Regions from separate parts of the Homo sapiens genome. Here region 2 is linked to region 1. The links are chromatin loops, found by intact Hi-C in ENCODE. Cell type or tissue: dorsolateral prefrontal cortex. All regions are shown on one strand. Links, peaks and the distances in the headings refer to the core of each region. The heading gives the core; the rest is flanking DNA.

Region 1 (16,122 bases), core at 4,242-12,241:
ACATGTAATAATAGGCTATAAGCACATTCAAACTAGGGTCTCTACACAGGATCAGAATTTCTTCCAAACCTTGAACATTACTAAACTTGAATACAAATAATTATTATGTGTATTATTAAAATTATGCTTGTAAAAAATTGTATTCATATCCTCTCTAATGTTGGATTTTTCAGTGTAATTCACACTGTATAATTTATGGAATCGGCATGATTTTTATGTTTTACAGAATTATCATACTCCTTTTTAAGTTTGGATCAGTTTACAAAATGTTATCATTTGCACTTTAATGTCATGATATACTGACAGTGTATTTAACATAAGGTGTATTTTTCAGCAACACTTCCTCTGGGACACCTTCACTCTTTATCACAACCTCTTTCCCCATTATACGGATACCTTCACCTCACTACGTTCCTCTGACTGCATATTTAGAGTCTCCTGAATTGCAGCAGTGACAACATCCTCAGGGTAGCTACTTCCTGTATACATCAACTTATGTTTGATTCAAATTTTACTTCCAGAATGTTTCACTTCCTTTGTTTGCTACTCTTTCATCTTTGCTGGCCAGTTTCCTCTTTTGATTGCGCATTTTCGTGAAACATCACATGGGCTCACCACTGGGAGACAATGTGGCCACACAAGTCCGGGCATTGCTGTCTGTATGAACTGCATAACAGATGTGAAGCAACCAATCTCCAAAAAGCTTTGAAAGAAGTGCTGTGGTTTTGTCACTGATTATAATGGGTTTCTGTTATTTATGTAATGATTTGAAGGCTGAAGAGTTAGCAGCAAAGTTTGTACTTTATGCAATGACTTTCGGTATACTGTGGTAACAGAAATTTGAATTGTGTTGTTAGTGGCTGGTGTTATTTAACTAACCATAGTACCTGGAATTTGTTTGTGCTGGAACTATGCAGAGTGAGAACAGCTGATATTTAAGAGAATATGTTTCAATCTCTATCTCTCATCCTCACCACCTGCACCCCATGTTGTCTTAAAAATGACTAGTAGTAAGAAATGTCTAACAGCTGGAATGCGATCTTTGTTCTTTGCCTTAGCAGTACCTAAGAATTTGACCTTTGGTTAAATTATGAAACATATTCTAAATCAAAGACAATGAGATAGAAGTAGAGAGTAGAATTATGATTATTAGAGGCTGACAACGGTAAGAGGGAGGGGAGGATATGGAGAGGTTGGTTAAAGAATATGAAATTGGAGCCAAATATGAGGAATGAGTTCTAGCATTCTGTAGTACTGTAGGGTGATATACTTAACAATAGTTTATTGCATATGTTCAAAAATCTAGAAGAGAGAATTTTTAATTTTTACTGTTCCCACCACAAAGGAATGATAAATGTTTCAGGTAATGGATATGTTAATTACCCTAATTTGATTATCACACATTGTATACATGTATGGAAATATAATTCTGGATCCCACAATTATATACAATTATTACATATTCACTAAAAATAAAAGAAAAATTAAAAATAGAGTAGCATATGACCCAGCAATCCCTCTTCTGGGTGTAGATCCACAAGAAAAGATTTCAGCATATCTGTTTCCAAGGGCCCCAACACAGTGGCTCTTGCTTGGAATCCCAGTGCTTTGGGAGGCTGAGGCAGGAAGATCACTTATAACTATATAAGGAATTTTAAAAACACTAAAACTAATATTTATTTATTTAGCAAACCAGAATTTAAAACATTAGAAATTAAAGTGTTTTATTTCTTTGTAAAAAACTTATCAAGAGTAATGTAAATAGTGTTTGTCTTCTTCTCATTGTATAACTTCCTATACGGAGTGGACATGTTTTTTATATTTTACAGAATTGTCATACTCTATTCTAAATTTGAATTAGGAGTTTGAGACCAGTCTGGGCAACAGAGTGAGATGCTATATCTACAAAAAATATTAAAAATTAGCCAGGCATGGTAATGTATGCCTGTAGTCTCAGCTACTTGGGAGGCCAAGGCAGGAGGATCTCTTGAGCCCAGAAGTTTGAGGTTACAGTGAGCTATGATAACACCACTCCATTGCAGCCTGGGTGACAGCAAGACCCTGTCTCCAAAAAAGAAAAAAAGAAAAACATAATAGCCACAACTAAAGTGTCTACTGATAGATAGGTAGATAAAAAGATTGTGGTACATAGATACAATGGAATATCAGTCAGCCCTAAAAAAACAAGATCCTACCATTTACAACATGGATGAACCCAGACAAAATTATGCTAAGTGAAATAAGCCAAACACAGAAAGAAAAATATTACATTATCTCACATATATGTGGAAGCTTGAAACAAAATTCAAATATACAGAGACTACGTAAAAAACAGGGTTAATAGGGGTGGAAAAGTAGGTAGAAAATAGGGACATATAGGCCATAGGATCCAAGCAAGTAGCAGATGTGTAAGATGAAAAAGTGTACAGATCTAATGTATGAGGACTGTAGGTGATAAAATTGTACTATATTTGAGATTCATGATAAATAAGTGGATTTTAGCTGCCCTTGCCACAAAAACAACAAAAAAGGTAACTATGAGAGATTATGAATATATTAATTTGCTTCAATATAGTAATTTTTTAGTGTCTAATGTATCTGATAGCATCATGTTGCATACCCTAAATATACACAATTAAATTTATTTTTAAAAAAGAATGCCACTAGGCCGGGTGCAATGGCTCACGCCTGTAATCCCAGCATTTTGGGAGGCCGAGGTCGGGGATGATGAGATCAGGAGTTCGAGACCATCCTGGCTAACATGGTGAAACCCCATCTCTACTAAAAATACAAAAATTAGCCGGGCATGGTGGTGCATGCCTGTAATTTCAGCTACTCAGGAGGCTGAGTCAGGAGAATAACTTGAACCCAGGAGGCGGAGGTTGCAGTGAGCCGAGATCACACCACTGCACTTCAGCCTGGAGTGAAATGACAGATTGAGACCCTATCTCAGAAAAAAAGAAAAAAAAAAGAATGCCACTAAACCACACCATTAGAACTTATAATTAATTATTTTTTATAAATATCTTATGCAACATATTTTATATTTTTGTAGTGCAACCCCAAAGAGATAGGTATATAACTTAAAAAAACGAGATAAATGAGAGTCCTCATAAGGTTACCATGTATCAAACCAATCAGTTGTTCTTTGAGGTCATAATTATTTACTAATAATCTGTAATTGATGGTTAGCCTTTAATTTATGAGTAATCTGTAATTGATAACGTACACCTACAAAATAGGTGCCAAGTGGTTATGTGACTAGCAAGGTATAAATGCTGTAGGGACACCAGAGCTGATGGCTTCCCTGAGCGGAGGTGTCCCACACACACCCTATCTTGTCTTCCCAACCTCAAAAGAGCACAGAGTGGAGAAGAAGGTCAGAAGTAATACCTGAGAGTTTTGAGAACTCAGTTATCCCTGTTGTGCATGTTATGTTGACTTTGTCAGCTTAGTGAGGTGAAGCACATTTTGACTTGAGAATTTGCTATCAATTTCACTGATGGCCACTGCTGCTTATTGAGCAGAGTGGCATTGGAAGACACTCAAAGATCATCATTTTCTTGTATTTATTGCATTTATATTACTGAGCATTATATAAAGATAATTAAATCTTTCTGCTTTTGGATTTAGATCTAATTAATTTCTGAGTCATTTGAAGAAATTTTTGTCTATTAAATTGAAGTATGTTGATTGAAAATTGGTGTACGCAGATAACAAAAATGGAGGGAACAAAACCCATAAAAATAACACTGATCATTAAGGTAGTTCTTCAATGAGTTAAAAAGTAGTTGTTAAAAGTATATTCTTATAAAGGAATGAGATTACTTTTCTTATGAGGCTTCTACCAAACATCTTCAGCCATAAGTGAAATTATAAAATGGTCTTTGGTCGCCTCCAATCTTTCAAACTAGTTATGTAATGAAGGATAAAAGAATAAATGGAAAACGTGTTGGCAAAGTAATTATTCCGTTGGAGAGTTTATTTGATAATAATAACCATGGTTCCTATATATAAAAGTGTGCTCAATTATTCATATGTCCTGTCTTATTATGACATTCCCACAAAAACTGCAAGGTAGTTGCAGTTTTCTAAATCATATTTTTTACTAATCAGGGAAGTGATGCTCAGAGATGTTAAGTACGCTTCCCCAAGACCCTAAAGGTGATAAGTGATGTAGTCTCAACTAAAACTTTGGTTTGTGTGATTAGTGCATGTTCTTTCCACTCTATCAGTAGTCAGCAAGCTACAACATACAAGACAATTCCAGCCCACCACCTGTTTTGATAAATGAAGTTTTATTGGGACACAGCCACACTAGTTATTGTTTATGACTACCTTCACACTTCAACAGCAGAATTGAGACATAGATTTTTTTTTCTTTTTTTTAGACAGGGTATCACTCTGCCACCCAGGCTGGAGTGCAGTGGCTCGATCTCAGCTCACTGCAACCTCTGCAGTGAGCTGTATGGCTCAAGCCATCCTCCTACCTCAGCCTCCTGGGTAGCTGGCAATACACATGCATGCTACCATACCCGGCTAATTTTTGCGTTGTTTGTAGACACAGGGTTTCACCATGTGGCCCAGGCTGGTCTCAAACCCCTGGGCTCAAGTGATCCACCAGCCTCGGGCTCTCAAAGTGCTGGGATTAAAGACCTGAGCCACGGCACCTGGCCAAGACATAGATCTCATGGCTTAAAATACGTGCTATCTGATTCCTTACCCAAAATTTTGCCAATCCCTGGACTATACTATTGTGTCTTCACATGGTCATTTTTTATCTTAAATTCTGTGTGTAAGTTCAACTCTCAATTAGAACTCAGAATGTAACCAATAAAAAATTTATAGAATGTGCTATGTGTTAAATGCCATGAGAGACATTGAAAATGATTTCAATGAACAGTTAAAAGGTAACTAAGTCAAAGAAACTTGTGCTTGCAGAACTTGGAAATCTGAGGACAAACGGAAAGATATTGATAAACTGCATGTCACTGATTCAGTATTCCAAATTCCATCTAAAAAGGTATAATTCACACTTCATAAAATATTTAAAATTAACTCATCAATTTTTTCCTCTTGTAACACCCTATTTCAATGACTTTCTGAAAATATGTTTTAAGGTAGAAAAAAAGTAATTTAATTGAAGATTTGTGGGAAGATTAAGTCAACATAAGAAAAGTCTAAATAATGAGGCAGTGGCACATGCCTATAATCCTGGCTACTCAGGAGGCTGAGGTGGGGGCATGACTTGAGCCCAGGAATTCAAGGATGCAGTGAGCTATGATAGCATCACTGCAGTCCAGCCTGGGCGACAGAGCAAGGCCCTGACTCTAAAAACTGAAAATAAAAAACTGAAAAAAAAATGTGTTGTGAACTTTGATGAGATGCATTCATATAAATCATCCCAAGTATAAAATTTCCCCCACTGATCTATGTTGAAGAGATAGTGTAGCTTTCTTTCACTTTGCAGACATAGACGGAGCACATGTTTCAGCTAGGCAACTCAATGTGGTCATCCTCCACCTGACTGTTCATCCTGTGACTCTTACTGCTATAGTTGCCACCAGAGAATGTGAAAAAGCTCAGAGGAGAAAGAAGAGAGGAAGAATGGGCAATGTGTCTGTGTTGAGTGTGTGTGTCTATGCCTGTGGATGAGAGTGTGTGTCTATTCTTTTCCAAGGAATTCAAAGTGGTTTGTAAAATAACACTCAATTGAATACAGTTCAAGTTACAGAAAAGAGAGTCAGAGTTTGGGTGTATACCCCAAGGTGGAACTTTAGGAACAAGTAGGTAATAAGCATCAATTTCTTTATTCTTTTAGTATGTGTGTCATTTGATGGATGAACTATACAAATGTTTCTGAGAGATTAGTAGCAGCCCTCAAGCACTTTTCTCTGTCCTCAGTGTTCACAGAGACCAAATGATCACATGAAGTAACTCTATCAAAGACTAATCTGTTCTTTCCATTTTAGGGCCACAAATAGGTCTCTTTATACACATCACAGGGGCATATCAAAGTCATATTTTAAAAATCAGAATGGATTAAAATTGACAAACATTTTTCATGATGGTAAAAGAAATCACAGATCCATCAATGATTTTGATTCTTAAGAATATTCTTGATTATTTTTTAAAAGACTATGAGTTTTTAAAACTGTTCTCTGAAATAGAATTATGTAGGTACAGAAACATTCATTTTTAAAAAGTCATAAATATTAGGGCAAAATTAAAAATCTGGAAAAGCAAACAGTCGCATTTTTTACTATTAGCTCAAATACACACGTTCACATTCACCTACCTACACATACCTCTGACTCAGTCCACCTTTTTGACAAGCAATGATGCAAAAATGAATCAAGAGAGAGAACTACCAGCATTTAGAGTATTGATTATCCTAACCCATCACTCATGAACAAGCACCAAACTGACATTTGGGGTTTACCTACCTACATAGAGAACACCCTCTTTTGTCTTTCCTGCTGCTTCTGCCACACCCTGTTTGGTTTTCTCAGCAGCAGCCACAACTCCCTCCTTGGCCTTTGAAAGTCCTTTCATGAATACATCCATGGCTAATGAATTCCTTTACACCACACTGGAAAACATAAAATACACTTTGAATGAGAACTTTCGGGGAAAAATAAACAAAAAACACTGAAAAATCATGAGAAACCCTCCAAAGTGTGAGACTCTTTTAAGTGTACACTCATTTAACCATTGGACAAAGCAGACATTTTTAGCTCTGGCATTAAAAATTTAGCATCTCCCATCCATCTTGGCTAGTAAAAGTCTAGCCACCTAACCACGGATTAGGATGAATCCTCTGAGTTGTTATTACTGCATTTCAGAAGTGGAGTTGCATGAAAAGATTAACCCCTTTTTTAAATTCCCGGGGTCTAAAGGGTAACAGTATGAGTTAGAAGCATGGAAGCTGGAGGCTTAGGGTCAGGGGTATCCTTAACATGAATCCCAGAAGAAGGCTAACAGGTTGATGGTGGAAAGGCGTAGGCAACAGAACTAACTGCTCACTCGGGGTGTGGTTCAAACTCAGGCAAACAGCAGGCCCAAGTGTGATGGTTCTAATCCATCCAACATCCACCCCCGCCCTCAGCTATCTACCCTGAGCAGGCGCCGCTCACACTCGCGGGCCGTCTCCAACCCCGCGCCAGCCACCCGAGGGGGCGTTCTCAGCCTCCACCCTAGCGGACCCCGCGCCAGCACTTGTTAACCCGTTACCACCTGTTGACTTGGCCTCCTTGCACTTCCATTTCATTATTTGCCAAACGCAGCTTGCTTACTTTACAGAGAAAAACCAAGAGAGCGGGCAGACAGATTTTATGTGAGAGAAAAGTTGGATGCTCACGCTCCATGGAGCATCCTCGCGTTTCCCGGGGAAAAGCGGATCCCGGAGAAGCAGCCTAATCTCTCAGCCCTTGTGGAGAAGGGAATATCAGAAGCAGGACGAAAGCCAGGTCAAGTCTCTTTCCTTAGGCTCCCCAAAGGGACAAGTACTCACCTCCCAGAGACCTGGCCCAGCGGGTCCTCATGGCAGCACCACCCCCTCCCGGTGCCCACGACCATTCGTCTCCCATCCGGCGTTCTCCAGGATTTCCAAAGACGCCCGTTTAGATCCACAGGTACTTACCTGAGTCCCTCTGCTTCTCCACAACTCCGACTCCTCCCCGCCTCTCTCTTTTTTTAAAAAAAAAATTTAAACAATTCCCAAATAATATTTAATAGGAAAGAAGAAGGAAAAGGAGCGCACAGGAAGGGCGGAGGCGGCACCCGGGGGGGACTGTCCCCAGAGGAGGCCGCTGTGAGCCGGCGACGCGAGGCTGGGGGAGTGGGAGGCAAACCCGCTAACCTGTCGTCGAATGGCCACTCCCAGTTCTCCGCTCACGAGGGTGGAAAGGCAGAAGGCTTGAAGGCAAGGCGTGAGGGAGCGCCCAGGACGCTCTCGGAGGGGCCGGGCCGGGGTCTGCGCTGCAGCCCGCACGCACCTCACTTCCGCGTCGCGGCGCTCGGTCGCTCGCCCCCTCTCTTGGGCCCCTTCTGGTCGTCGCCGTCCTCCTCCTCCTAGTCCTCCTCCTTCTCCTTCTCCTCGGCTCTCCGCCCCCACCGCTGATTTGTCAGCGCTTCTGCCCGCCCCTCTCCCGGCGCTCGCTGCTTTCCCTGCAGCGTGCTCCTCGTCCCTATCTCGGATGGGGATGGGGCAGGGGGCGCGGGGTGAGCCATCAACTCCAGCCGCCTGCCTGGCCGCGCAAGGCGGGAAAGTGGGGGCGCTTTTGCGCCTCACGTTAAGTTTAGGGTCACGAGCACTCTTGTGGAGATCGGGAGCGGTTGGGCTAGGGATGATGCCTCTTCCTCTTTCCCCTTCCCCTCCCTTCTTGTCCCCGCCTTTCCTCTGGGTCCTCCCGGGGACCACCCCCTACCCCTCGTCAGAGTCGCCCTGGGAGAGCCGAGGGCCTGAGGGTCGACCACCAAGGGCAGAGCCTATCCCTTGGGGAGCTGCTGGAGGAGACAGGCAGCGCCGGGAGGTGGCTCACACCGCACCGCCGAGAGCGCTTTGCCCTCGCATCGCTGAAATTTAATCACGGTCACAGGTTACAACGTTAGGGGTCGCTTTAGTTCAAATATCTTCAAGGTTTTCGTTTGCTCTTAATCTAGGAAGAGCCGGAAAGGGTCCTGAGGGTGAAAGGGAGACTACTAAGGAAGAGTCACAGGTTGAGGAGGCAGGAGAAGGCTCAGCAAATCCTCTTTCCACGCCACTATCACCATTTTCCTTTCCACCAATCAGCGCCTGCCAGACGCTGATTTTCCCATCAGTGGAACAAGGAATAAATATTCCCCAGCCGTCTAAAACAAGCGGTCCTAAGGCTTTTCGCTCTAGAAATGGGACTTACTTTGCAGACCTCCCTTTATCTGGGAGACAAATCCAGCGTGATTTAGCCTACCGGACCATCATATCCAATTTCTTCTTCAGCCCCTTCTGAAAGGGAGATGCTACACACCACTCACCTTTCTGACTTCTGATTCTCGTTGCCCTCAGAATTGACACCCCCTTTTCTCTCCCCCCACCCACCACACGCACATGCACACAGACATACACACGCGAACTTCAAGACAATTTTTGCATCGCTTAACACATTTTCACCTCTTTCAGAGCTGGAAGACAGCTGTTCCTGGATCACACCAGAATGGAGAAGCAAGCTCCTCCCACTAGCAGAAAGCCTTTGCTTTCTGTGCCTGGATTCGGAAGATTAGTTAAGCACTGGAAGAGGAGGGGGGAAACAACAACTCGTTTTTGCTGTATGTTTTTTTTTTAATTGTTTTTATATTTATAGAAAGTTATGCTTTGTCTGATTCTTGCGCTAATTTGGGTTCTGAAATTTGAGTAAAATCAAATTTAAACATACAAAACAACTTTAAAACCACAAGGAACAGGAAGCAAATGATTATACATAAAAGACATATAGAAGATAATGCATATGTGTTCAGTGGAAAATAGAAAAGCATGAAAGTAAGATCACAAATATTTATTATTTAAACTCTTCCTTGAACTATTGGTCTGCCCTTTGGAAAAGCAGACTTTCCTTAATGCAGTAGCTCATATTAATATTTTTTGTTTGCTTAGGACCAGAGCAAGAAGGTTGGACTTGGGAGCTAGTTTGCTGTCTGGCTTTGAGACCTTGAACAAGTTTTGTTCTCCTTCTGTTTCCAGTTTTCTTTTTTGTAAATTAGGAGATTAACTCATGTGATCACTCTATTTTCAACTTTTTGTTATGGGAAATATTCAAACATATGCAAAAGTAGACAGAATAAAGGACTCTCATGTGAAGATCATCCAACTTTTACATTTTTTCAATGCATGGCTGATCATGTCTCATCCATAAGTCCACTCACTTTATCACTACCAATCCTCCCTCTTTTTTTTTTTTTTTTACCAAATTCAAGCTTTATATATATCTTTTCAGCTGTAAACATTCAGTATGCATCCACAAAATTTAAGGACTGTTTAAAAATAACCACAATATCATTAGATGATTCTTTAAAATTGCAGTGTAATTTACACCTAGGGAAATGCTCAGATGTTGTGTCCCTTTAAATCAGTTTTGAAAAAGCCATGCATTAGTGTAACCCACACTATTTTGAAGACACAGGACATTTTCATCATTCCAGACAGTTACCTTGTACCTTCATGTGCATATTCTAGAATGTCATAAAGATCTAATCACGTAGTATAAACTTTGTTTTATATTTGTCTGACTTCTTTTACTCAGTATAATATTTGTGAGGTTCGTTCATGTCGTTGCATGAATGGGTGTTTTGTTTTTTATTGCTTTTTGTTGTTTCTTTTTACTACTGTTAATAGTATAAGTTTTCCATTGTGCCTCTTTACAACTAGTATCTCAATAGAGTATTACAACAATTATTTAATATATTATTTCACATGACATATTTATAGTATAACCATGACCTCCTTGAGACCTAGTGCTTTAAGTCAAAGAGGTAAATAAAATGAGATATTTTAGGTCTCATTACAACAGACCAATGTGAGAGAATTATTTCTGGACAGTTGCACTTCTTATAAACGTTTAACATGATTCCAAACTTTTATTTGGTAATTTGTTAGTCCTTTGGCAAAGGACTAATGTACTATGTTATTTAGTCATAACAAGCAGATCAATTACATTTTATGTAACTTTTATAGACAGAGAAACTGAGCTCCAAGAGTTTTGGTGATATGCTGAGATCACCTAGCTATTTTAAGTGGCAGAGCTGAGACAATTTAGCAGAAACTGTTACAGAAGGCACAATTGTCTCCTGAATTAGCAGTTTGTGTCTGAAGCCTCACAGATTGGGTGTGGTAAAGAGTGAGAAGGAAAAAGGTAGAACCCAGCTGTGTTAGAAATAGCCTTCAAATTTGGATGTGACAATGGAAATCAAGAAGAACTTATGTTATTATGAAACAGTTCATTCATATTTAAAGTTTTGCCTTTTCTATATTGGTATTCCTCAATAGGGGGAGATGATTTCTTACTACCTACAAAAAAAGAAAACTGTAAACTAATTTCGTTGTCATTTTGAATTACAACTATATGTTTAACTCTTGTCACTCCTTAAAATGCCTTGAACACAGTAAACATCCAATGAACTTTTAATTACACATAATATTGATAGTGATATTGCATATGTTCTAGGTCTGTATTCTTAAGGAGGGAAAGCTGCTCAAGTACAAAGAAGGGAACTAGAAGTTAAAATAAAGTTTTTTTAATTTTTCTTTTCATTATTGATGGACAGCATGGTCTTCAGTAAATCTTTAGCCTCTCTGAATATAACGTTAAACTAATTGAATGGCTTGTACCTCATAAGAAATATGAAGTTATGAAGTAATAACATATTTGGAAGCATTACTAACATGCATATTCTGTTCATAACTACAATATTCATGTTTTGTTTTCTCTTTGCTAAGTGAAATATAAATATTTTACCAGACCATAATAGGATTCTTTTATCTGGATTTAATTCATTAATTTTGCTATAGATTAACATTCTATGAAATATATGCTTAACCTAGACTTTGTTTACCCCCATAGAACAACTGAATTTTTAGGTATGGTATGTGGTAAACTTGTGCTATAGCAAAGACAGCAGAGTAGAATGGCATGAAAATAAAGATGCTGCCCATTAACAATTGATTAAAGAGAGGACTGATTTAATGTGTTTAAGTTAAGAAAATACAACGTTTATTATCTTTGGATAATATTCCGTATTTGTTGTGAACACAAGGGGTGATGTAATGTTGATGCTGGAGCCACCTGCTTCTTATTCTCTATCTGCACCTTCCTCTCACCTTCTGTAAACCTGTGAGAGAGACGAGGTAGTGAGATTGCGATAGGCTTCTTGTGTAATTTCATAGTGGGTAGAGTAGAGAAAGCCTAATGCATACTGTTGGGAGATCATTATGTATGATTTTGGAAAGGGGGTGAGCATGAGATGGGGGAATAGGGTTACTCTGAAGAAATGGGAAGAGCAATCAAGGAGAAGCATAGTATTCAGATTCTCTAATTTGACCCCATGGCCAACTTCATATTGTTTCCACTAGATATCATTTTAAATATTCCTGTGGTTTCGTGGTCCTAAGAATATGAAGGCATGCAAGATTCCAAGATTAAAGATGTTAAAGCCAGATAGAAAAGATATTTAAATATTTCAAAATCTAACAAGTTCAAATGACTTTAGTTTTAGAAAGAAAAAAACACATTAATGAGCCCAAGAAATACACGCAACTCTGCAACTCTGGTGAGCATGATAGACTTCTAAGAGTAAATGTACTAGATACAACCTAAATTCAGGGACTTATTAAAGCTCTACTACTCATTACTAGTGACTCAGAGCAAGTATCTATAACCTCTCTAATCTCTAGTTTTCTCATTAAAAAATGGGCATGATATTTTACTTGTCTTGTTTGATTGTTGTAAGGAATGAATAATGTGGCTCATAGCAAAGAGCCAGGCAGAGTGGAAGCTCTCAGTACAAGTAGCTATTGTTATTATCTAGCCTCCATGTTTTGGGTGTCCTAGGACATGCTTTTTTTTTTTTTCCATTGCAGTAGATTTCCACCTGTTCCCATCCTCCACAGTCTCCCATCCCACCAGCAACACACGTGAGATATCTGATGCCTTCCCATCAATAACTCTCACTTAGTATGGGTAAGCAAAAAATTTCCAACCAGGGATGGAAGTTGTGGAGAGATAGAGTGGGAAAGCTCAAGGAGCATTGATAGGGATCATTAATTAAAAATCTACCAAACATCTCTTTCTCTCCCTAATGTGCGAGTTACAATAACATCACTCAAAGCAGTTTGCAGCCACAGCTTGAAGAAATACAGTAACAATGACAGAATTAACATTCACTATCTTTATTAACATTTTTACTTTCTTAAACCTTGTTTCTTTCAAAAGACACTGGCATAGTCCTGTATGAATTATGTGGATTTGCCAAGAGAAAAAAATAAAATGATACAACAAATGGTGTTCCAAGTTTGACAGACCCTTTGTGCCAGTGGCTCTGAAAGGCTTCAGAATGAATATCCAATTCAGAAATCAGTCCCTAATATTTCAGATTAGTGAAGAATCAACAGACTGAACAGCATTTGTATTCAGAAAGGAAGAAAATAAATGAATTTTTAAAATATCACGGGAACTTGTAATGTTTTGTGTATTGTTTTGAACTGAAGTTACAATACTGTTACAAACAGAGTATATACAGCAAATAAGTATGTTCCTTACAATATCCAAAATATCCAGGAATCTAATACGTTTTCCTTTCTAGATAATTTGAGAGTATAAAGTGACGTTTAAGAAACTTTTTAGGTCGGGCATGGTGGCTCACGCCTGTAATCTCAGCACTTTGGGAGGCTGAGGTGGGCAGATTACCTGAGGTCAGGAGTTAGAGACCAGCCTGGCCAAGATGGTAAAACCCCGTCTCTACTAAAAATACAAAAATCAGCTGGACGTGGTGGCAGGTGCCTGTAATCCCAGCTACTTGGGGGGCTGAGGCAGGAGAATTGCTTGTACCCAGGAGGTGGTTGTTGCACTGAGCCGAGATCGCACTACTGCGCTCCAGCCTGGGCGACAGAGCAAGACTCCATCTTGGGGGAAAAAGAAAAAAGAAAGAAAGAAACTTTTTAACACCATATAAAAAGCACATCACTAATGGTTTGAAAACTTGGTGTTCCATATAAAGCTGGAAATTTATGTAGTTAAGAAATTTAGAAAGCAAATTATTCAAAGAAGTTATCTCTTAATGGCTATTTGATAAACACTTTAGTATAAAAACATATCCATGTCAATAAATATGGATTTGTAACATCATCTTGGCTATAAAACGTTATACTGTATCATATATTTATTTAATTATCTATTTTTAATTTACTGTTACTTTTTATTTTCGTATACATCGGTTGAATTCAATTTTTCTTCTTTTTGTCTTCCAAGAATAAAACGCTTGTCTATATACCCAGTCTAATAATTCTTTATATATGTTAAATATTACTAATAAGTTAATCTTAAATCAACTTCTCTATAATAGACAATGATCCTTCACTAAGTCTTACTGATTCTTTTCTGAGTCCATTTCTATTTAAATTATCCTTAAATTTCGTCATTAAAATATTGAAGTTAAAGTTGTATGTGCAGGGTTGCTTTTTTTGGTCACAATAAAAAAGATTCCAAGTAATCAGATTAGCCACAAAGAGAAATTTTTGTTAGTAATGGCTATTAAACACTTGAGAGTTGAATAATAAAGTTACGAATTATTTTAATTATCAAAATTTAGAGTGCAGAAATATGCCTGTTTACATATGTAAAACTGATTCCTGCAGGACATCTAGCTAGATGTTTCACAGATATAAGCATACACATAACAAAGAAAAAACAGCATTCAAACATCTTCGTATAATGTAATCATCAAAAGGAAAAATTGATTTATATAAAAAAGTCACCAATATTACTCAAATATGTACAGCTCATTTGCATGTAAGAAAGTAGCATATACATTCTAGATCATTAAGATATAGACAGAATGGTATACACATGCACACTCACAATATTATGACATTATGTATACTAAAGAAAGCAGTAAAATTATTTGCCATGTCTTTTCAAATGTAAAAGAGACATGTGTTTAATGACTTTATCTCTGTGTAAGTGTCTGTGGCAACAATCAATTAAATGAGAATTCAATCTCCTTAATCATCTTGGATTATGCCCTTAACCTGTAGGGAGCTAAAATAACATCTCAAGGTAGATTAAAAGTCAAAGTGGATTTCAAACTGGACAGGACAATCTGACATGACACTTCCCAAATATAATCATCCTTTATTTTCTGTTATACAAGTAGTATATGCTCATTAAAGAAAAGTGATTAAATGCAGATAAGAAAAAGAAAAAAATCAGTATGCCTAGCAATAGGAGATAAACTTCTACTTTCCTACTAAAAATTACCTTTTCTAAAAGGTAATTTAAAAATATGTATCAAAATCCCTCAATATGCATCTTGACTCAGCAATTCCATTTCTAGAAAGATATCTTAAGAAAATATCATTTATCAAAGAAATAAATTTTATGCCATCTTATAAAATTTTAAGAACTGTATTCCTGCATATCCCATAAAAAGTTTTTACCAATCCAATTGTCCAAGTTAAATTTTTGGCTGGTTACACTCCCTCTTTTTGTGATATGTCACACAACTGGTAAATGATGAGGCACTTTGACTCCATATTTCTTCTTAAGCAACACACAATACAATCTCAAGCCTCTGCAGTTGAACTTTTTCTCCACTTGTTCTCTCTCTTTAAGAAATGAAAGTTAACTTTAACCATCTCATAAATTTGTGAAAATGAATCGCGCTAATGCACGTAAATAACTACCATGATGGTGTGTGAAAGGGCTGCTCCCACTTAGCTTCTAAATCAAGTTTTAGGAAGAAAACAAGAAAGAAAATCATTTTGCTGCTCTTTTCCTAACTGGAACAAAAATACATATACCAAAATAATGCTCACAGAAGTAAAGGATATATTTATCTATGGACACAGAAGAGCTACTAATCGGATGAAAAGAAAGTGGGGTTACAAAAACTTTTCCAGTCAGGCAGAAATACACCAAAACAAAGTCAAGATAAAAAAAAAAACTACCTAGAGCAAAAGAGAATTGACCCAAGTGTGAAAATTTGAAACAAACTAGAAAAGCCAAAATTTAAGTCAGAGACAAAAATATTTGAAAACATTAAACATGCTCTTCCCTAAAACAATTCTCTTCGTTTCCATACCATAAAATATAGTTCTGTTAGAATAGCTTCAAATAAAAATCCATCAGATTATATCAGTACAGTCAGGTCCATCTTGGGAGTCATCAGTTGAAATAGTTGAAGAGCTTTCAACTCTGTTTTCATATGTACAATATTTGGTTAATAATCTTTTTATATAATGTAATTATAACAGCATGAATTTATGTAAAATACACTGTTTTTCTTCAGGGAGTTGAGAATCTTGACTGAGAATATTGCAAGTGTTCTCCTCTCTTTACTACACAGCTACAAAATGCTTCTTGTATTTGCAATAAT
Region 2 (16,122 bases), core at 5,019-13,018, 130 kb before region 1:
CATAACTGAAGCGTTCTGTGTTGTTTCCCACTGCAGTGGCCTATGAAGACCAGTTCTTTCTCATCATGGCTTAATGTTTCCTTCTACAGAATTTAGTTATCCCATCTCTTATCATCTCAGAATGTTGGTTTCAGCTAGTTTTCTGTTTGGAGGCAATATAAAATAGTGGTAACAAAAAGCTTTCTTTTGAAGTGTTTACATCCAAATGTACTTATGCAACCAATAGGAATAAAAACATAATGGCAAAGTTACAGAAAAAAAAGCCAATCAAAGAGGTAGAGCATTTTGAGATGGGGATGTCTGGGGTCCTTTAAGACATTACCCAAAAGCCTCGTTAGCCCTGTATAATGTTTCATACTGGATATTCCAATTAGTATGTCTGCAATGTGTTTTATTTATAAATGTTGAATTTTTCCCATTATGTTTCAAAAAAGATGTGATGGATATATTATTAGCTACAACATTATTCTTTTCTATAGACAGTAAGACCTGATTCATACAACCTCTCAAAGGCATTTCTGTCAAAGAGCAGCAAGAGAAAACTGACAGCAGAAATCCTAAATTCTAGTTCCTTATTCAAGCTTGTTCCCAATTTCTTTTTCTTTTCTTTTCTTCTTCTTGTTTTTTTTTTTTTTTTTTTTTTTTTTTTTTTTTTTTGGACAAAGTCTCGCTCTTGTTCTCAGGCTGGAGTGCAATGGCATGATCTTGGCTCACCGCAACCTCTGCCTCCCGGGTTCAAGAGTTTCTCCTGCCTCAGCATCCCAAGTAGCTGGGATTACAGGTGCCTGCCACCGTGCCTAGCTAATTTTTGTATTTTTAGTAGAGACGGGGTTTCACCATGTTGGCCAGGCTGGTCTCGAACTCCCAACCTCAGGTGATCCGCCCACCTTGGCCTCCCAAAGTGCTGGGATTACAGGCATGAGCCACCATGCCCAGCCACCCAATATCAAGGTTATTTATCAACAGATACTTTCTTAAATTATTACATGAAAGGATTTTGTGAAAATCTATATTAGTATAAAGAACTACAAATATTGCCCAGAAAAAAATAGTCATCTTTGTAAAAGGCTGTAGATACAAAATGCAAGCAACTCCGGAGCTAAAAGAGAAAAGGCTACTTAGATGCCAAGGGTCTCTCCTCAAAAATATATTTAAATTTGTGTTATAAAAGCAACATGTAACTGGGACATCATATGTTTTTTTGCAGCTCTGCTGGTGACTATGTGTTGCCTAAATCACCTAATATCTTTGGGCTTCCTTACATCATTTGTGAAGTGATGGAGCTTGAATAATAGAATTTCTAAAGATTCTCTCAGCTGAACCATTGTTTGAGTGGAGATTCCTCTCCCTCTCAGTCTAGATTTAAAAAAATTAAACTGTTTGAGCTAATTGTAGATTCACACACAGTTGTACAAAGTAAGACAGAGAGATCCCATGTACCAGCTACCCAGTTTCCTCTAGTGGTAACACGTATATAGTGCACAAGTATAGTATAATATTACAACCAGAATACTAGCATTGATTCAGTTAAGATAAAAAACAGCTCACTATTTAATTTCTTAGTATTATTCAGGAAAAGGTAGTATAATTTTTGACAGCTTACTGTATGGAGTGTTTTACATGCTTTATGTCATTTAGTTCTAATTATACACCACTTTAAAGACAAGGCTCAGCTAAAAGCAGAAGAATCAGGTTCAAGTTCTGCTTGACTTCACAGCACTTATTCTTACTATTTAGCATGCTGCCCCTGAAACAGATCTCAAAGATCTTTATCATTGCTTCACATAGCATTACATTGTGCCACATATATCACTAGAAATATATGTACATTATATGCCTTTGTTTTCCTCAGGAAAACTTTGTTTACAATCTTTTACAGAGGCACAGGCCTGGGAAGATTTAAAACATATCCAGGTCTAGGTCACCCCGCCCCTCGGTCATTTGGCCAGGATTAAATTTGCAGCATCTATCTTCCAGGCTCCCTTCTTTCTTTTCTGCCTTTTACACGATAGCCTCATTTTCTGAATAATAAATGATGGCAGAACACAGCACAGAAAGAAGAGACACTTTGAAAGGAGTCATTTATATGTTCCAAGGGAGGAAAAGTAATTTTACAATCAAATCTGCTCAGATGAGTTCCTTATTTCTATAAAATAAACAAAATCACACTTACTTTTCTATGAAGACATAAATGCAAAATTGAAAACCATGCTGATTAGACAGTCTTCTACCATCCCCTACCAATCTAGTAGAGTGCAAATACCAAAGTCTTTCTGAGCCTGTAGGGACTCTTAAACCACTGTAACTTGAGTCCCTTAGAAGTAACACTGGAGTAACAATTAATTTACACAATAAATATGTATTGAGGGCCTACCAAATGTCAAAGTTAAAAAACTGAGTACATATGGGGAACCAGAAAGATACAGCTCTTCCGTGATATATATAGAATATAAATATATATTTATTTCATAATGAATAATTTTATACAAATATAAATTATTATACAAATTAGATTTGTATAATTATATAATTATATAAGTAGACATATATTTACATGTTATATACATTATGGAGGGGATTCATGAGGCATTATAATAACATATAAAAGGGCAACTTAATAGAATATGAGAGTTCAGAGAAAATTTCTTTGAGAATGAACATCAAACTTGGAAACTGAAGAATGGGAATAACTTCTGCATTTGGACAGAAGCCTGTGGCCTGGGGACTGGTATCTTTTGTGTGGCTAAGTGCTTGCTCATTCACTTACTTGGAAATTATTCCTGGCTGTGCACTGTGTCCTTCTCTGGGGCTGTCAGCTGGAACATGTACACATGGCATGGCCTCTCCATGTGGCCTGGGCTTCCTCACAACATGGTGGCTGGGTGTCAAAGATGAGGAGAGAGAGAGAATGTGAGCCAGGTGGAAGCAGTATCACCTATTATGCTGCAGTGCCCTAGACTAGAAAGCCACTTGGCATCACTCATATTTCATTTTTTTTTAATGTAGTCACAAAGGCTAGCCCAATTTTATGGGGAGGAGAAATAGACTTTACACCTTAATGAGGAGTGGTAATACTGTGAAAGAGCATTAAAACAGCAAAGATTGTATTTTTAGAAATTTTGGGGAAATGTAATCTACCTCAAATAACTATCATAGTTCAAACCTATAAAACAGAGTACAGTTTAGCTGCCACCTTTTAGCCAAGTGAGGAAAAGCTGCAAGTCCATTTTGTAGAGCCACAAATGCAAAACCTAAATTTTAATTCTAGATTTTATGCTCAATAAAAATGCAATTTTCTCACATATATATTTTATATATTCATTTCCACTTGTTCAACTATGTGTCAAATATCAACTATATTTCAATTTCAATCTCTCAGAATTAAGTGAATAAAAGGCAGATTTATAAATAGATTTTATCAAGCATTAACTGTTTTCCACTTTCTGCCACTTTGACCAAAAAATCATTTGCTTTCTAAATGAATTTACTCCATTCACTTTAACCAATGCCCCCTTCCTTTTCTTTTGGTTATCTCTGTCTGCCACTTTACTTATTACTGTCTGAGAAAACATAATATTATGACTGCAACAAATGTATTCAACTGTCCTAATGGAAAGAATCCCAAGGGAAGATGGATAGGAATAAGCAAAGTGAAAAGAGAAACACCAATGTGGCTAGTGGTTGCGTGCAGGGCCTCTGATTTCAACCACCTGAGTTTGAAATCAAGCTCCAAAATTTGCCATTTGTGAGACTCGAGTTACTTAACCTTTTTTTAACTTTGGTTTCCTTTCTGTGACAAAAACGGTTATTATAACAGAGCCAAGCAAATTGAGTTATTTAAGTATAAAACTAAATAAAGCTTATAAACCATGCCCGGTGTTAGGCACATTTAAGCCCTCGGGAAAAGTTAGCTATTGTAGCAAAATTATTTATATTAATAGGAAAGAATGGTACCTAGTTTACCTATCCAATGAAGGTAAGCACATAGGGAAATGGATATGGGATTATTATCATATGATGTTTCCTCAGACATTCAGCCTTTCAGTACAGTAGGCTTCAGATAGCCCTGGGATAATAAATTAGTATCATCAGGGATACAGCATGAAGGCCAGTGACATTGGCCTCTCCTGTGTACCTAGACCTCTCATAGTTTCTCCCCACAAATCTGATTGGGTTAGCTTCATTATCATCTACAGTGGTCTCTGCATTTCCACCTAGACAGTTACTTTAGCAGTGTCCAGTAGATTGAGGTTTGTTTGCTTTTATCACACTAGCCCAAAAACAGAATTATTTGTGCTTCAAAGGAGACTATAGGCCTAGCAGGCTCCTAGAATTTTGTAAATTCTCTCTGAAAATAGGCATGTTTGTTTGAATTGAATATACAGCTGGGTTCCTGTAGATCTCAGAGGAGATGGGGAATCTCTTCCTCCACTGCCTTTGCCATCACTGTCAGCCATCAAACGTTTGAAAATCACCCCACTATGCTGTAGCTGCTATTGCTTGGCCTCCCGCCCTGATGACAGTTAAAACCTGCATTACTCATCGCTGACTATCTTGCGCTTCTCTTTGGCACCCAACATCAACCTGCTTCACCTCCTTATTTTTTCAACCATCATTCAAGTGTAGACTCTTTTGGGATAAGAGTTGTTTTGTCTTATTCTCCTATCAATAATGCTTTTTCCTTCTGTTCCTTGATCCCGTCTCTCTTCTGATCCTTCTAAACTCCTTCTCTAAGTCCACCATTCCATGATTAATGAGCTCTAGAGATGACTAAACTCTTTGCAAAGTACTTTGCACATCTTGGATTTAAATAAAATTTCATTCTCCCTGAAAGACCTTGATTAACATTTTCTTCTTTCAAGCAAGGCTATGTATTCTCCCATTTCTTACCTCTTAGCATTGACAGGCAGGATTTGAACACTCTGTGCTCTTCATCATCATTTTCAGACCCTTATTCATCAGCCTTCTCATAAAACTGTCATGCATCTTCACGGCTGATGCCAACAAGCTGTATTCTCTTCATCTCTATTATGGCTAAGGAGCAATCCAGGAGATGTTCTACAAATGGTGTTTAATTCTCTACTGCAGATGACATGGTCATGTTCCAGAATCCTTAGGATTTATGCTGTGAAACTCCTACTAGGGTTTGTGCGAAATTCCACACAACATGTGTTTTTCCACCACAAATTATGTATAACAATTTTAAGTTTGAAACTGTGAAGGATCTGAGACATTACTTCTGGATGAAAGAACACATCATTTATTTGCAGATCATCTCAGCAGTGCCCCAGTTCTCCTTTGGGCAACACAATGAGGGCCAGATATCACCTGCGCATATAGAGGTTTTGCTACAGAAGAGGAATCCAAAAATTATGAGAATCAGAGCTTAAGTAGGGCATCTGGTGCATCTATTCCTCCTCCTCCCTAGAGAAGGATTTTTGCTTTGCAATGTAGACAAATCTTCTCCAGGGAGAGGAAGAGGAAATCTCTAGCTTTTCTTTACCATTTTGAAATATAAGCAAATGGCTCCAGGGAGGATTTATCTTTCAGGTTGCTATTCAATCATCCTTTACTCAGAAATCCTGGATCATGCAGAAATGAAAAATATTAGTTGTTTCACAACACTGTGGTCTAGATGGTACAGTTGTTCTCATAGCAGCCTGAATCTGCTGCAAGGTACTTTTCTACTCTGAATCCTATTCAAATTTGGCTGTATTCCATGCCATCTGCTGAAGGTTAGAGTACTATTCCCAGTGGTGGACTATTCTGTCTCTTGGACCCCAAGATGCTCTGTACTTAGTGGTGGGATGTGTGAGATGCAATAATTTGTCATTTATTTTCAAGGGGATGTCCAAATATTGCCCAGACCTTTGGGACTCTCAAATTTTCCAATGCAGTTGGTCCTGATTCTTCATGGGGTTTATCTCCCATCTCCTGGAAGTCATGTGTTTAACCAAAATCATATTTTATTAACATATTTGCCACTTCTTGCTCATCTAGTCCTATTACATGGTGTTGTCTATATAGTGGATTAATATGATATTCTGTAAATGTTTAGACAGTATAGATCTTTTCAGACTATGTTAGGACTGACGACAGAAGAGTTCACACAGGCTTATGGGAAGACCATAAAAGTACATTGCTGTCTGTTTCAAATGAATTTAAACTTATTCTGGTCCTTCTTCTTATCAGGAATGGAAATAAAGACATTTGCCCAAGTAATGGCCATACAGCACTCCATGTATTTGAGCCCATGTTAATTATTCCACATCCAGTACAGCAAACAGAATTTATCTGGTTGACTAGTGAACTAATTTGGGATATAATGCAGACCATCGCCTTTGTATTTCTTAAGCCTTTAAAGGTGGCACTGATCTCTGCCATTGTCTTCAAGATACAATATTGTTTTTTTATTTACTAACTCAGCCAGCGGGAAAGGAGTTGGTGAGTTTCAGAGGTTTCCATGTAGCCTTCCTCACTACAATGTATTCTCCCAATCAGGACAGAAACACTTGTGAGAGTTCTAATATCAATCCAGTATGTCTACACCAATTACATAGTCAGGGCCAAGATCAGAGAAATGGCCACTGGTTGGTTCTGGGGACCTTGTGGACTCACTGTGTGACAACCCATGACAGTATTGCATGTATTATATACTCTACATTTGTGAGCATTTTAGATTTAGTCTAAGCCAACTTAGTGTCTAACACTAATATTTTGTATTCCTCTTTTGTGTATGGTTCCTTGTATGAATAACTATAAGCCCCTTTGTAGAAAGACTGTGGGAATCACTTTCCTACATATTTGTCCATTTGCCTGTTCAGGCAGGGTTCTTCCTCCTGAGAACCCAGTTTGCCCTTCAGCTCATATGTTTCAGATCTGAAAATTGTCTCAGATATGGAAACAGACAACCATTTGAAGCATTTCATTAGTCCTGGTGCCCTCGGCCTTTACTTCTGATTTATTTTGGTTATATGAACTGAGCAGTTTCATTTTAGGTTACAATCTATCTGCCCTTAGGAAGCTATGTTTTATTAACCATTTCCATGGTGTCCTGTGGTTCAGGACCCCAGATTGTCATGCCAGTCTTGCTGCTCAAACTCATTGCTTTATTTATTTATTTATTTATTATTCTTGAGACGGAGTCTCGCTCTGTCACCCAGGCTGGAGTGCAGTGGCACGATCTCAGCTCACTGCGACCTCCGCCTCCCAGGTTCAAGCAGTTCTCTGCCTCAGCCTCCTGAGTAGCTGGGATTACAGACATCCGCCACCATGCCTGGCTAATTTTTGTATTTTTAGTAGAGATGAAGTTTCACCATCTTGGCCAGGCTGGTCTTGAACTCCTGATCTTGTGATCCGCCCGCCTCAGCCTCCCAAAGTGCTGGGATTACAGGCGTGAGCCACCATGGCTGGCTGCTCATTGCATTATTTGTAACCTCCTTGCTTCGACAATAAAATGCCACCACCTCATATCTATATTTTGGAATTCTGTCATTCCAAATCATATTATTGGCCCAGTTGTGTAACAGTTGAGTCCAGCTGTGTAACAGTTGAGTCCAGCTGTGTAACAGAATCTCCTGCTGTTTTTCTTTACCAACAGAGGAACAGTCACTACTGAGTTTCTCAATGATATTGGTGCCTCTCTCACCAGAGCATAATTTAGCACTTTGGTAAAAGAAGTGTCCTTCAACTCCACCCGTGGAACGTGTTCAGATGGCAGATTTTCTAAGCTTACATTAATATTCACTGTAGCATGCCTTTTTCCATTATCTGCCATTGCACTTGCTCCATTTATATTTCAGTTACTATGGGCCACTGCTGTCCCCCAAAACCTCGAAGTGAAATCCAACCAGCATATTAGCACAATATCTTGGTGTGCTTGCCAGGTAATTAGACCTGGTATTGTGGGAGAATACTACTATGTCAATAAACTCCTCATTATTCAGACTTTTGTTCCACCCATCCTCCAGTCTCTTAATCCAGCAACTGCAGGATCTAGTCCTATACATCATTTTCTGGTTGCTACTGGTATATGTTGCCTGGATCATGGAGCTTCTTTGGGATATAGTTCATTTATTCCATTTCCTCCTTTCTGTCTCAGTACTTCACTAGCCAGTTAATGTTGTGGTTTGATGCTACGTATTGGTCTGGTGGTTAGGAAAGGAGGTGTGGCTAGGTTCTTAGGTGGGGTTGCAAGCTAGAGACTGCTGCATTGTCTTCAAACAGGAGGAAAGTGATAGTATTTAGCTGGAAGGAGTTGGACGTTCCTGTAAACCCAGAGAATTCGAGAGGATCTGGGGCTTCAATATTGTCTACCCACATGGCACCGTCGCACTTCTCAGAGTCTCACCCCTTTTCAACAAGAGCCTTGGCTTGATGCAGTTGAGACTTTAGCCTTCTCTGGTGCTCTGCTACTGGCCCTGATCCTCTGTTTTTTTCTGTCTGTCTATAGCTGTAAAAGATAACAGTTACTTTATATGCTGCCAACGAGGACCTCTGACTTTCACATTTTGCTTTTGAGGTGTGATTAATTACCCTCAACCTTTTGGTGTCTTCCTCCAATGCATCAGTTATGCTCAGCAAGAGCCATCTGATTCCATTGTCTTTATAATTAGTACTTGCACTGAACCTCTCAAAAGCCTGATGTGTTGTACTAGCCTGTGCAGTTCCATTTTCTGGTGTTTTGTTCCATTTCAAATAAGAAAGCTAATAACCATCAGTAGCATCAAACTTCATTCTATCTTCTTGTTTGATACATTTCTTCTCCACCAGGCAATATTCAAAATGAGTTGCAAGTACTTAGTTTAGTGTCTAACACAATGTAATTACTCTATTTATTGAAAATATAAATATTAGATTTCTTTTATGGCCTGTGTGATGACTTTCACTAAATACAATAATTGGTTGCTTGTAATATAGTGTAAATAGAATGAAGCTAATTTTAAGGGCTGACATTGGAATTGGGTTCTGTCCACTGGGATGAATTTGATTCACAATAAGAAATAGATCACAGGTAAGCTAACAGTTATTATTGATCTAAAACTGACTTGGTCAGGCTAATCTGATGTGTTGATGTGTTGGGGGTCTAATCTAGATGGCTCCAGGCTGCACCCCTTCTGTTCAAGCTTGTTGGAAGTAGACACTAACGTTCTTTGCAGAAACCTCTCCACATATTATAAAAAAAGCTACAGTAAGAGCTCTAGGTTAATTTTAAATCAACTGTATAAACATTACTAGCATCAACAATATTCATCACATGGCAAAGTTATCATGTTTGTATACACACACAGGCATATATTTTCCAATAAAATTGAATTGATTATGACTCAGAAGGGATACCAGTGAAATTCCAGTAATGCTGCTTCAACCAGTGGAACATAATGGATTCAGTTTTCACAGCCTCCCTTATCTCTACTCACAGAAACCTCTGCCTTTCATTCCCAGTGCAATTCCTTTCAAGGCAGCGTGGCATGCTATCACAGAGGGAATGTTATTCTAACTTGTTTACATCCTTGAGGGTGAGGGTCAAGGGCTCAAAGTATGTTTTCCTTCTCCCAAAGAAAGGAAGGATGAGGAAAATGGAGTTTTGTGGAGCTCCCTGGTGTTTCCACACATGCCATGTGGCAGTATAAAAAACAGCAAGGTTTTCATCTCTCAGACGTCCATGCTTACTTCCTGTCTTACATGCACTGCTGGTGTCTGGCCCAGAATCTAACAGCTCCTCTGAATGTACAAAGGATTCTGTTGTATTTTCTGTCATCTCTGTTCTTGCTTGAGCCCCACTTATGTTACCACAGCTCAGCAGTCAGCTGCTCCCACAATGACAGCCTGTCTCTTCATCTTGCAATTTCCTGTTCTCCATTTTCCACTACCAAGATGCAACAAAGGGAATTCCTTAAAGGAGTTATGTGCTTGCTTATTTTCAGAGGCGGGAGGGGACAAATTTAGCTATTTTTGACCACAGAGGTCTCTCACAAGAGCCACTGAAGTCAGATCTTTCCTCAGTTAACAGTAATCCTAAAGAGTCACCCCCCAATTTCTACTGATCACCTCATTATGCCACTATAGGGTGGGCAGAAGAGTAACTATGGCTTTTGTTATTTAAAAATCAAAAACATTAAGTAGTAATTTGAAGGACTCAGTGTCTTCTTTGCTCCCTTGTGTGCCACTTGTATTGTCACTGAATTTCTTGGTAAGTTCTAAATATTAAAAGCAAATACGGCTGACACATGATTACCAACTTGCCTGGAAAGCAAGTCAAATAACTTCTTTATTAACTTCATCACGTGCAGTTAGTAACAGAGTAAAATCCTTTAATCTGAGAGCAGTAAAAAAACTCTAATACCAGTCGGGCACAGTGGCTCACGTCTGTAATCCCAGCACTTTAGGAGGCCAAAGTAGGTGGATCGCTTGAGGTAAGGCATTCAAGACCAGCCTGGCCAACATGGTGAAACCCCGTCTCTACTAAAAATATAAAAATTAGCTGCGCATGGTGGCAGGCACCTGTAATCCCAGTCACTTGGGAGGCTGAGATAGGAGAATTGCTTGAACCCAGGAAGCAGAGGTTGCAGTGAGCCAAGGCCGTGCCATTGCACTCCAACCTGGGCAACAAGAGCGAAGCTCCACCTCAAACAAACAAACAAACAAACAAACAGCCTCTCTTAATACTTACTAATGTGCAGAAGGAAACCCCAGCTTATTTCTAAAAAGGCATCGAACCCATATATTTCTAATAAATGCATCAGTATGTAGAAAGGTTATTTTCTTCTTTTATTCATACAACTAAGTTGTACACTTCCTATAAAATTCAGTCAAGCTGAATGATTACATTTACATTCCAGATTTTGCAAATGCATGGAGTGAAAAAAAATTAAGCCAATTGAGTTGAGATTTTTTAAAAATCAAAGTGCATCCTCATAAAAATAAAATTGAATACATTTTGTAATACTCCTCTCTGTGTACTTCCAAGGAAGACTGAATATGCCCTTTAGGTTTATTGCCCAGTAGGAGGATAACCGGCTTGTAACTGGCAAACAAATATGAAATCTGAAAGATGCAGCCATCAACTCTGATAGTCATTAAAACTGATCTAAAACTGACTTATTCAAGCCAATCTGATGTGTTGGGGGTCTAATCTAGATGGCTCCAGGCTGCACCTCTTCTGTTCAAGCTTGTTGGAAGTAGACACTAACATTCTTGGCAGAAGCCTCTCCACATATTATAAAATAATCTCCATTAAGAGCGCTAGGTTAATTTTAAATCAACTGTGTAAACATTACTAGCATCAACCATATTAATTACATGGCAAAGTTATCATGTTTACATACACGCACATGCATATATTTTCTAATAAAATTGAATTGAGCATGACTCATAATGGATACCAATGAAATGAAATCTGAAAGATGCAGTCATCAACTTTGATAGTCATTGAAATTTAATTTGATAAATGATCATACTCATTTGAGTTGTAGAATAACTCTTGGATTAGTGTCTAGTTGTCAAGAGTTCTACTTTTCTGGAAACTGTCCCTGTTACAGTGAGGTGGGTCTCTACCAGCCATGGCACTGCTATATGACCTGCTTCACCTGCTGCAGTTGATTGGGTTGATATGGATGGCTTATTTAAGCTGTGGCAATCAGAAGATCCTAGGAATTTAGAAAGTTGAACTGAGAAACCAGAGGCTGGGAGCTTCTGGTAGCTCAGTTTTATTGCAAATGCTAGTGGCCCTGAGGCCTATGAATTCCCACACCTGGAACCTGCTCTGATACCAGCCTATCTGGGACTGGGTCTTTCAGCTTTAGCCTAGCTTTTGTGAGATGTGACAACATCTTCCTAAAAAATATGTTTATTTGTTTAATCTAGCTCCAGTTGGTGTCTGTTATCACCTTAAGTCTACTTTTGTCAGCTAATACCTTATGTATACCTTAAGCATATAAATATATTTTCACATTATAAACATTAATATCTTTTTACATTTCTCCTGCCTACCAACAAGTGAACAAATATTTTTCTCTGAAAATTTGCAGTCAGACTAAATGTTTGCATTAACCATAATGACACAAAATTTCAAGTATCCATTCAAAATTTCAAATATCCATTCCAAAAATGTCTTATTTAATATTACAGTTTACCAAAATAATATTGCTGAGAGAATATGCCCTTAATCTAAATATACAGAAGGTATTCTGTCAAACTATAGTGAACTTAATTTTAAATACATTCAAGTACTATATTTTAGACAACTATATTCTTAGAAAGCTCATTTCCACTGCTCGGTGTACCACATTAATTTTTGATAATTCGGTGCTCTAGCAGTGTAGAAAGATGATTGCTAAAGAACAAAATATTGTAAATATCAGCTCAGCACTTTAAATATTATTGCATGTCTAAAACAGAGCTTTTTTTTAACAATATAGGTTCCCCAAAATGTTCATAATGTTTTCTTAAATGTACAGTCTCTTGCCCTTTTACAACTGAGGAGTAATATCAGCTTCCATAGCAACACTTAGGCCATATCAAAATAGCATTTTACAAATGAAGAATCAAGTTAGTGATGCCATATCTCATTTACTACGTTGAAAGCCACATATTGAAAAATTTATCTTTTTCTATGATAAAGTAGCAGGTATTTTTGTCCTTTGCTCCCTTGAGAGATTGTCAGTTTCCTTGGATCTTGGAAGAAACACATAATATTCAGTCTCATGCTTATCATGAATACTCCATAAAGTTGAATGAAAACATACCTCTCTGGGAGGCTAATGAAGAACAGATGTAGGCAAAAACAAGTTGGTGACGTTAGGAGAGAACTCAGAAGCTAAAATAATATTAGTGGGAGTAGAGAGAATGAAAGAAAAATACCAGTTGTCAGCTTAAATGGAATTGGTGGATATAACTGAACAGCTGATAAAATAAAGAGGAAGGAAAAGGACGACCTGCAATCTCATTTTCTCTCTTTAGGTTACAGCTGTGATTTTAGTTGAAATAAAATGTGTTTCCTATTCATTTATAAAGAACATCAGACCTACAGGTTTTTAAAATCACGCTGGAAGCAGTTACAAAGAATGTTTAGGTCTTAGGCAATATGACAATGAAAATTCACTATTACTCAAGTTTAACTAACAGCAGCGTGTTTGATTCTCTGCTAATCATTTCTTTCTTTTTGGTTTTGGTTGTTTTAACATAGGTTAACAGTGGATTAAACTTCAAATTCTGGTAATCCTGAAGCTAAAATACAGCTCTCGGCTATACTTGTCACATTATACACAATTTTATCAATGACTGTAATTCCTAGAATTTGCAGTTGAAACATTATCTTTTATCCTTTCCACCCCATTTTTGCTGTTCTTAGTTCTATTTTTTATGTGTACTAGATAACTAGCTAGGGATGAAATAATAAGGATCTTTGGGACAACAAAGCTAGACAAAGTATTCTTTAAAGGTAATTTGCCCAAGCGATTAAGAATATGTGAAGAAGTATTTATCCATTTGGGACCTGCCAGTCAATTTACTTAGCGGTGTGATTATGGTTATTGCTCATTGGAGAACAGCATGGTTCCAAAGGCACAGTTGCTGTTTTACTCACTAAAAATTGGTTAGTTTGAATTTCATTATAAAATCCTTACTTGATTATCTATCACTCAATGTTTGGTCATAAAGTGCAGTCTTAAATCACCGTTTCTCCAAGCGGTTTCCTTGGACTATCACAGCCATACAACACTGTGAGCTAAGAAAACTTCCTTGGGTAGGCGAATTTGTGAAACTGCTTATTGTATCACACTCGTGGAGACAAACAATGCTCATTAAAATGTTAATAGCTCTGAAAAATCCTGCAGTATAGAAGTTTAATTTATTCATCAAATTTTTACGTATCTGTTTAACTCCCCAGGAACTGATATTTTATGCAATATATTTTGTGAAAATAAGGTTTTAGTCAGTTATTCTGAGATGCTTCTAGTAATTACACAATATTATTCTTCTTTATATAGCTTCTTAACCTATTCTGGGTTACATCCACTTTAGAAGTGGATGAAGAATATAGATGTTTTTAGTTAGAAAAAGCTATGTAGACATATGGACATTAAATTTTATATAAAATGCAAGAAGTTACATCTTATTTAAGGATACTTAAAATCCACCATTGGCTCTTTTTTCAGAAAACTTGAACCTTGTGGTTCGCTTACAAATTTAGCTTCCTTTTAGGGACTGTTACCATAAGGTATATTTAGCTGTTGACAACTTGAATTTTGCAAAGTTTTGCTACTGCCCTTTATTTAATGTGAATGTGCCTCTCACCTTTGTCATGGCCCTTTTGAATCAAACTGTAAGTGGAAAGTTATAGATATTATCAAAGAACCAAGAATGAGGAAGCCAAGATTGCTTTTCCCTGCTTGTTTGTATTCTAAAATAGAGTATTTAGAACACAAAATCTTAAATGCATTTCTTTAGTGGATAAAGTTCCAAGATATATTAGAATGTCCTTATTCTGTTTATATCACTGATATTTAAAAGTATAACATTGAGTCAGTTGAACAGTCTGTAAAACATTTCTTAGTGCTCTGTTGTAGCCAAAAGAAATGCAGATTATATTTAGTTTGTGTACAGTCTATTTCAAACATATGTATAAGAATGTAGTACTTTTAGCTTTTCTATTACTTTCCTTTTTCTTCCATGTAAGTTAGGATGGTGTAAATACATAAATAGATGTTGCTTTGCAATTTGATTTCAATCTCTGTGTGTATGTCCTAACCGAATCAAAAGGCTTTTTGGAAACTATCAAATTCTCTCCAAGATAAAGTACAGAAAGATATTTATGCATTGGTAATAAAGATTGAAACTTTATTTCAAACACTTTTCATTTGGTTTCTTTTGCACTAAGATCTTATTGCTCAAAGTTTTTTTTGAAAATTTTTTCTTCTGTTTTTTTTTTTTTTTTTTTGAGACAGAGTCTCCCTCTGTCACCCAGGCTGGAGTACAGTGGCGTGATCTCAGCTCACTGCAATCTCTGCCTCCAGGGTTCAAGTGATTCTCCTGCCTCAATCTCCTGAGTAGCTGGGATTACAGGCACGTGCCACCATGCCCGGCTGGTTTTTGTATTTTTAGTAGAGACAGGGTTTCACCATGTTGGTCAGGCTGGTCTCGAATTTCTGAGCTCATGATCCACCCCCGCTTGGCCTCCCAAAGTGCTGGGATTACAGGAGTCAGCCACCGCGCCTGGACTCCTCTTTTTTTTATAATAGTCACCATAGTAATATAAGGAATTACTATATTAAAAGCCCAAACGTATATTTATTTGACCTGAATATTTTTAAAAAATATTAATATCACTTTAATTCTATTACATCTTGCTGTTAAGATTTTGACTTTTCTTACACCAGTGAAGATGAGAAAATGGAAATAAAGAAATACTAGGTATTATTAAGCGTTAATATAATTATAGTAGATCTCATTTAATCTTTAAAACAAAGTAGCGTGAATGTTTTAATTTCCAATTTATATCTAATTTTCAGAGGCTAATATATTTCCTAGGGTCACGTAGCTAGAATATTGTAGAGCTAAAACTTGAACCCAGAGATTCTGATTGAGAAAATAGCTATGATTTTATTTTTTAATAATTTTGAAATAACGGGCAGGGCAAGTATTTGGGGAGAGGTTGTCAAAATAAGTAAGAATTTGCCTTTAGAGAAGCATATTCCTGAGGTTAAAAGCACAATAACCTTCATAGGTGGGAATTGAACAATGAGAACACTTGGACACAGGGCGGGGAACATCACACACTGGGGCCTGTCATGGGGTGGGGGATGGGGGAGGGATAACATTAGGAGAAATACCGAACGTAAATGACGAGTTAATGGGTGCAGCACACCAACATGGCACATGTATACGTATGTAACGAACCTGCACGTTGTGCACATGTACTCTAGAACTTAAAGTATAATAAAAAAAGAAAATAATTAAAAATGAATATAAATTGAAAAAGCACAGTAACTTGAATTAGTCTGGACAGTAAACAGAGTTAGGTTTCTTCTTTTAACTTTGGTGTAGAAGTCTTTCCTCTGTTTTATTTATTTTGCTATCATCCATCTCCTAGGCTCTAGATCCATGGCATGTCTTATAGAAAGA

What was found. Hi-C counts contacts between places; a loop is a spot of excess contacts. Peaks named below come from ENCODE experiments on the same cell type or tissue, not always from the same donor. Only the 100,000 strongest peaks of a DNase experiment are listed, where the experiment ranks them.
Region 2: it touches region 1 in a loop (2.3-fold over the local background); 3 of 110 quality-filtered maps call a loop at or near these places.

What each region holds. Positions count from the first base shown.
Region 1 is chr4:89,829,101-89,845,222 of GRCh38, forward strand. SNCA (synuclein alpha) reads right to left here and starts at 8,061. Exons shown (of 6, transcript NM_000345.4): 1 at 7,862-8,061; 2 at 6,447-6,592. The coding sequence starts at 6,567. It overlaps SNCA-AS1 (SNCA antisense RNA 1), which reads left to right and starts at 7,301. Exons shown (of 4, transcript NR_045481.1): 1 at 7,301-7,634; 2 at 9,161-9,306; 3 at 12,241-12,300; 4 at 12,611-12,891. In dorsolateral prefrontal cortex, for the core only: CTCF peaks have their summits at 8,575 and 8,775; DNase peaks (open chromatin) are centred at 7,151, 8,121, 8,521, 8,801 and 1 weaker place; H3K4me3 peaks cover 4,137 bases; H3K27ac peaks cover 4,627 bases.
Region 2 is chr4:89,699,507-89,715,628 of GRCh38, forward strand. All of the region lies in intron 1 of LOC124900602 (a long non-coding RNA gene), which reads left to right. Among named protein-coding and RNA genes, the nearest start is that of SNCA-AS1, 130 kb to the right of the region's middle. In dorsolateral prefrontal cortex, for the core only: no CTCF peak of the experiment used is centred there; a DNase peak (open chromatin) is centred at 9,745; H3K4me3 peaks cover 629 bases; H3K27ac peaks cover 2,792 bases.